Regions from separate parts of the Homo sapiens genome. Here region 2 is linked to region 1. A link is a loop called in an ENCODE intact Hi-C map of the cell type or tissue named here. Cell type or tissue: HepG2. All regions are shown on one strand. Each heading gives the region's core, and the rest is flanking DNA. Links, peaks and the distances in the headings are about the cores only. Region 1 has its middle 4.2 kb from the start of LINC00365. Region 2 has its middle 120 kb from the start of SLC7A1.

What was found. Peaks named below come from ENCODE experiments on the same cell type or tissue, not always from the same donor. Only the 100,000 strongest peaks of a DNase experiment are listed, where the experiment ranks them.
Region 2: it touches region 1 in a loop (6-fold over the local background); 3 of 110 quality-filtered maps call a loop at or near these places.

The regions. Positions count from the first base shown.
Region 1 is chr13:30,111,686-30,114,487 of GRCh38, reverse strand. No RefSeq gene overlaps it. Among named protein-coding and RNA genes, the nearest start is that of LINC00365, 4.2 kb to the right of the region's middle. In HepG2, for the core only: CTCF peaks have their summits at 1,341 and 2,467 (motif pointing left); a DNase peak (open chromatin) is centred at 1,347; H3K4me3 peaks cover 1,866 bases.
Region 2 is chr13:29,712,503-29,715,304 of GRCh38, reverse strand. No RefSeq gene overlaps it. Among named protein-coding and RNA genes, the nearest start is that of SLC7A1, 120 kb to the right of the region's middle. In HepG2, for the core only: a CTCF peak has its summit at 1,275; no DNase peak of the experiment used is centred there.

The DNA of each region.
Region 1 (2,802 bases), core at 61-2,560:
GAGAGCAGGGGTATTTAAAAGCTGACCCTTGTAACCCACTGCTCTCCCTTCTCCTTTGAAGATAAAGGGAGGGCGGGGTTCTGAACACTGACTCGAGGAAGTTTGGGAATTCTCGTGCCCACGTTCCTGCTAAGGAGTGGCTAGTGGAGCGTGAGAGCAGTTACTGTGAGCCAGACCCGTGCTAAGCCCCACATTGAAGGCATTTCGTGCTCCAAGGAATCCGATCACTCTCATTTTACAGAGGACAAAATCAGGGCTCAGCGAGGCCTGGTCATTTGCCAAAGCTTACACACCTAGGCTCTGCCAGAGGCACCCTTGTCACTTAACTCCCCGACTGAGTCCCCTTAACCTCCACCCAGAGAGGAGAGGTTCCCGGAGTGGTTTAAGAGATAACAACTCCCCTATTGACGGGGGCGAGGAGTAGGCAAAGTGGGATCCCCAAGCCATTGCCAGAGACTTCCGGGTTCAAGAGTGGTTCAAGAGTCCTTGTGTACAAAAAGAGCAGATAAAGAGTTTGCTTCAGGCACTCTCAGCATCAAAGTCACCTAACATTTGCCCAGCTTAGGGGGTGGGGGGAGTTTGGGGGGTATATCAGTTTGCTAGGCATAGTATAATATCATAGACTGGGTGGCTTAGACAACAGACATAGATGTTCTCACTGTTCTGGAGGCTGGACGTCCGAGATAAAGATGTAGTCCGGGCGTGTTTCTCCAGGGCCTCCTTGGCTGCCTTTTGCTGTGTGCTCACATGGGTTTTCCTCTGTGCATGCACTTGTCTATGTCCAGATTTCCTCTTTGTATGAGGACACCAGTCAGATGGGATTAGGGCCTACTCTAAGACCTCATCTTAACTTAATTAACTCTGTAAAGCTCTTATCTCCAAATACAGTTACATTCTGAGGCACTAGACGGCAACAGGATTTTTTGGGGGGGGGTGGGGAGAGGGGTAAAATTCAGCCCTAAGAGGGGTCCAAATAAATGTTACTTGTAAGATACCACACCTTGAAAAATGTGTGTTCCTATTCCGTATGTAAATCAGTCAGGTTTTTATTTTTGCACATAAACATCTTTCCGAAGAACAGAGAGCCCTGAGAAAAATGCCCAAGCACTCTGTACTCTGTCTATTCATTGTTTTTTAGGAGTCATGAGTCTTTGGTTTGGCTCAAGCAAAATCATGTGTGAAATCCAATAAATGGGAAGTCTTTATTGCTCAACCGCTTTTGAAAAATATCTATCATTGAGGCCAGTTTTTTTTTTTCTCCTGTCAGGTCTCATGATTTTCTACTGAAACCAACTCTGGAGTAAAAGGCTTACGTTGGCAGGAGAGTGTAGTACCTAAGGGCGGACGCTAGATGACGCCCCGGGTAGAGGCAGGGAGGAAACAAAATGTCTGCAGCCTCAGCTCAGGCTTTGATTCGGCTGGAATGCGTTCATTCATTCTTGAAGTTGGAGTTTTTCAATCAAAATGAAACCTACTGCTCTGACTCTAATGGAAAAGTCAGGGTTTTGTTTTGTTTTGTTTTTTAATGGTAATGAGCAGTATGTGATCTAATCGAGGAATTATAATTGATCGATGCTAAAGTGATTATTACCAGGAGCTCTCGTTTTTCTGTTAGACATCTTCAGTGGCTGTTCTCTTTAGGAGAGCACGTGCTTCCTAATCTCTTCCTCCCCTCGTTCCTGCAGGGCTCCCTGCCTCCCAGGTGCAGGCTCTCCCTCTGCAGTGGCTGAGCAAAGTCTCACGTCTCTGCTGAATACACCGGCATGTCTGTAGGCGGGGGACCGTGTCAATTGAGTTGTATGACATAATGTTGGAAAAAGAGGGGCTTCCGCAGAGAAGAAGATGAAAAGGTGCTTGTGACCTGGAATGCTTATTATGCCAAATTTCCCAGGCCAAGAACTGTGGCGCTGCATCTTAATTTAGTTCTGGGTTTGGAGCCGTGCGGCATCAGGATGGGAGAAATGGCTACAGAAATGACTCCCACAGCTTCTCATTCATTTGTTCCCCTGGGGTATTGCCAGGTTGGGAGAGGGAGGCTGTAGGTTACAGCGATGTCTCCTCCACCTTAGTGTACAAAGGAAAGGGCAGGACAACAGATGGTTTATGCATTACTTGAAAATGTTCTCCTGAACCGTCCATACTGTCTTTAGTCTGCGGGGTCCAGAGTCACATCAGGCTTATCTTTTAACACTGAGTGCTCTGCACTCTTATATTCACTGGGAAAAGCTGGATTGTGCAGTGATTCCCAATCCTGGCTCCATGTTTCACCATTCGTGCTGCATGGTCTCCAGCTATTTCCCGTCCCCATTCGTTCTTCGTCCTTCTCTGCCCTGTGCAGACCCCTAGAAGCTGTTCTTTGTGACCTGCTCCAGTCCCTGTTCCCCTCTCTTGCCCTCTTGCTTCTTAGCTGGGCTTGGCCATTGGATGGAAGGGAGAGAAGTGAGGGTGTCTCTTCTGTTCTCCCCCTGCTGGCAGTGGTGGGTCCTTCTGGGGCCCCAGCTCCAGTTAGGCAGCCCCATGCCCTGCTGCTAGCTCTCCCTGGTTTGCTAGAACACCGCTTTCTGCCTTTGCCCCTTCAGGCTTCAGGGTGAAACGGCTTCCAGCTCTGCCATCCCTAGTTAGTTTGTTTATGCCTCCCCAGGCCTCTGTAAATCATCTCTTCATTAAACTCTCTTCTGTCAGCCTTTTGAGGGGCTGGCTCTTCCCAGCAAGCCTTTGTTTGAATCACTGTCCAAGCAAAGTGGGATTCATAGCTGAACTCTTTGAGCCTCCGTTTCCTTCTTTCTGAAGTGAGAAAATTTA
Region 2 (2,802 bases), core at 258-2,757, 400 kb after region 1:
AAATCCAGAGTCCAGAATAGGGAAGTCCACGGGGTTCCTCACTCTTCGATAGGACAGCTGGGAAGCCCAGGAGAATGGCATTAGTGTGGACTGATGGTTGAGGCCCAAGAGCTCCAGCTCTGAAGCTGATGTGAGGCCTGCCCCATGCCAGCTTATAGCTCACACTTCAACCAATCAATCACACTCCATGTGATTGTTCTTCAGGGAGACAGTAAAATCTCAGATATGCTTTATTCTGGATGAAATGTTGGGCCACAAGTCTGGAAGACTGTCATCTTGTCACAGTTTAGCCGGTGGCTCCATCCTGGGCACTCACCCCCTATCAGCCTTGAGCACTTTGGCAGGAGATGCACAAATATTTAGAGCAGTGTAGAGGACTGGCTTTCCCCAACAGAGGAGGCCTCCAACCACGGTGTCAGCGATTGCAGGCCTTACAGTTCTATGGCTGGGCGTGCTGGTGGCTGCAGTTTAATAAGGGGATAGACTTGGCCATTTACAAAATGTGTCTCTAGGATTCTGTACATCATTGACTCCTGCCCCGAGTGACCAAAGATGATCCCTGCTCCCCATAGGCTTACTGCCAAGCACAGGACAGCAGGCAGGAACGATTACTGCCTTCTCGCATTACTCGTGGTAAATCTGGTACCTCTGGGTGCAAGGAGCTGAGGACAAAGAACTTCAAGCACTCAGGAATAGGAGAGGTTGCTTCTGGCTGGGCAGGTCGGGGAGGTAGCCAGGGGACCCTGGGGTGGGTGTTGAAAATTATCCTGGGAAAGAGTCCCCGAGGATTCCCCTTGAAATGCCTAAGCAGTCATCTTCACTTCAGCCAAGCCCAGGCAGTGAGGCAAAACCATTTCTCTTATTTTGCTTTCTCCCATGGTCAAAGCCTGAAAATGCAGGGGTCATTCTCAAGTGGCCCTTGCTATGGAGCTGAGGACCCTGAGTAGCAGAGGCTGATGTACCAGAGACATGTATAGCCTCACAGGTGGCAGGGACCGGAGAGAGCCAAATGCTTATGCCCAAAGGCTACAGTAAGAAACATTGACTGTGACTGTTCCTTCAGTCCAAAGTTAACACTGATCAGCAGGTACCTGAGGTCTGAAAGCCATTTTATTAACCCAGACACAGTTTAGGTATGAGGCATGTGAGGTGTAAGAAGTGTGCTTACGATTTTTAAAGACTCCCTTGAGGAGTCCAGGAGGCTTGGCTAACAGGAATTCCTTCTGAATTGCATGGGAGTCAGCATTTACCTGCAATTCCAGATCTTCCCCACTAGAGTGCAGCAGTGCACAGCCAGCTCTGACTTCAGAAATCACTTTAATTTGGAATTCATTTATTAATAGAAATCTGTATACTTGTCTTTACAAGAAAAAGAAAAGGCATGGGCTGAGGCACACGTACCATAAAGACAAAATCCAGAAGTATATTACTTTAGGAACCAAAGTTATGTAACCCTTTTAAGCCTCCGTGAATCTGAGCTTGCAGGGGTTTGTGAGAAAGAAAGCAGAGCTTCTCAATTTTTCATGCTCATACAAGTCACCTGGACATCTTGTTAAATGCAGATTCTGATTTGGGAAGTGAGGGCTGAGAATCTGTGTTTCTAACATGCTCCGGGTGATGCTGCTAGTCCGTGAACCCCACAGACTTTCAGGAGCAAGTGATCAGAGCACTGTCTTATCCAGGGTCTTCACACATGCTGTTGCCTCCCACAAGGAGGGTCCCCACTTTGTGGCACAGAGTAAAAGTTTATTAAGCAATATCAAATGTATATTATGTCCCTCAAGGTGCAGACATGCACTGTCTGAGGAAAGCCCAAGCAGAAGGCAAATCCAGGATTGGCAGAGCCAGACCAAAACCTTTCTATATGTTCCCCTTGGGGAAAAAGAGGAGGAAATTGCACTTTTTATGAACGAGTTTAGCCTGGCTTCCTTTTGATTCCACACTCATTATGTACTACCTGTAGTATTTAATATAGTTAATGTAATGTTGATCATGAATAAAGCAGAGGGAGTTTTAGAAGGCTTGACCTTCAGGGTTAACCTATGGTGGTGGGACAATTGTTGGTGACATTGGATCCTTCTCTTACTCAGGCCTTCAAACCAATGGCTCCTCTGGGGTGACTTCGGTCAAGGTGAGACTGGTTTTGTCCTCTCTGTCCTCAGGTTTGACCAGGGGCTCTTCATGCTGCCCACAGGATGCGTGTAGAGTGCTCCATCTGGCCTCCAGGTTCTATGGCTCCTCCCTCTCCTCGATCCCCTGGACTTTCATTGGACTCTTCATACCTGGGAACCAGGTGGAGCAGTCTGCATGCAACCTATGGGGTAGTGTGAAGAGCACTTGTCTTTGGAGCCAAGAAGCCTGGAGATAACGGGAGACCATGCCACCAGGTGGCTAGCATTTGGCAGTTGGAGATGCCCTCTATTGACATCACCTGGGTGCTTGTTTAAAATGTGGCTTTATGGGACTCATTGAATTAAGACCCCTGGAAGTGGATTAGAGAGCCCCCCATCCCACCTTTTTTTGTGAGACAGTCTCACTCTGTTGCCCAGGCTGGAGTGCAATGGTGCAATCTCAGCTCACTGCAACCTCTCCCTCCCAGGTTCAAGCAATTCTCCTGCCTCAGCCTCCCAAGTAGCTGGGATTACAGGTACCCACCACAACGCCCGGCTAATTTTTTGTATTTTTAGTAGAGACAGGGTTTCGCCATGTTGGTCAGGCTGGCCTCGAACTCCTGCCCTCAGGTGATCCACCCGCCTTGGCCTCCCAAAGTGCTGGGATTACAGGCATGAGCCACCACACCCA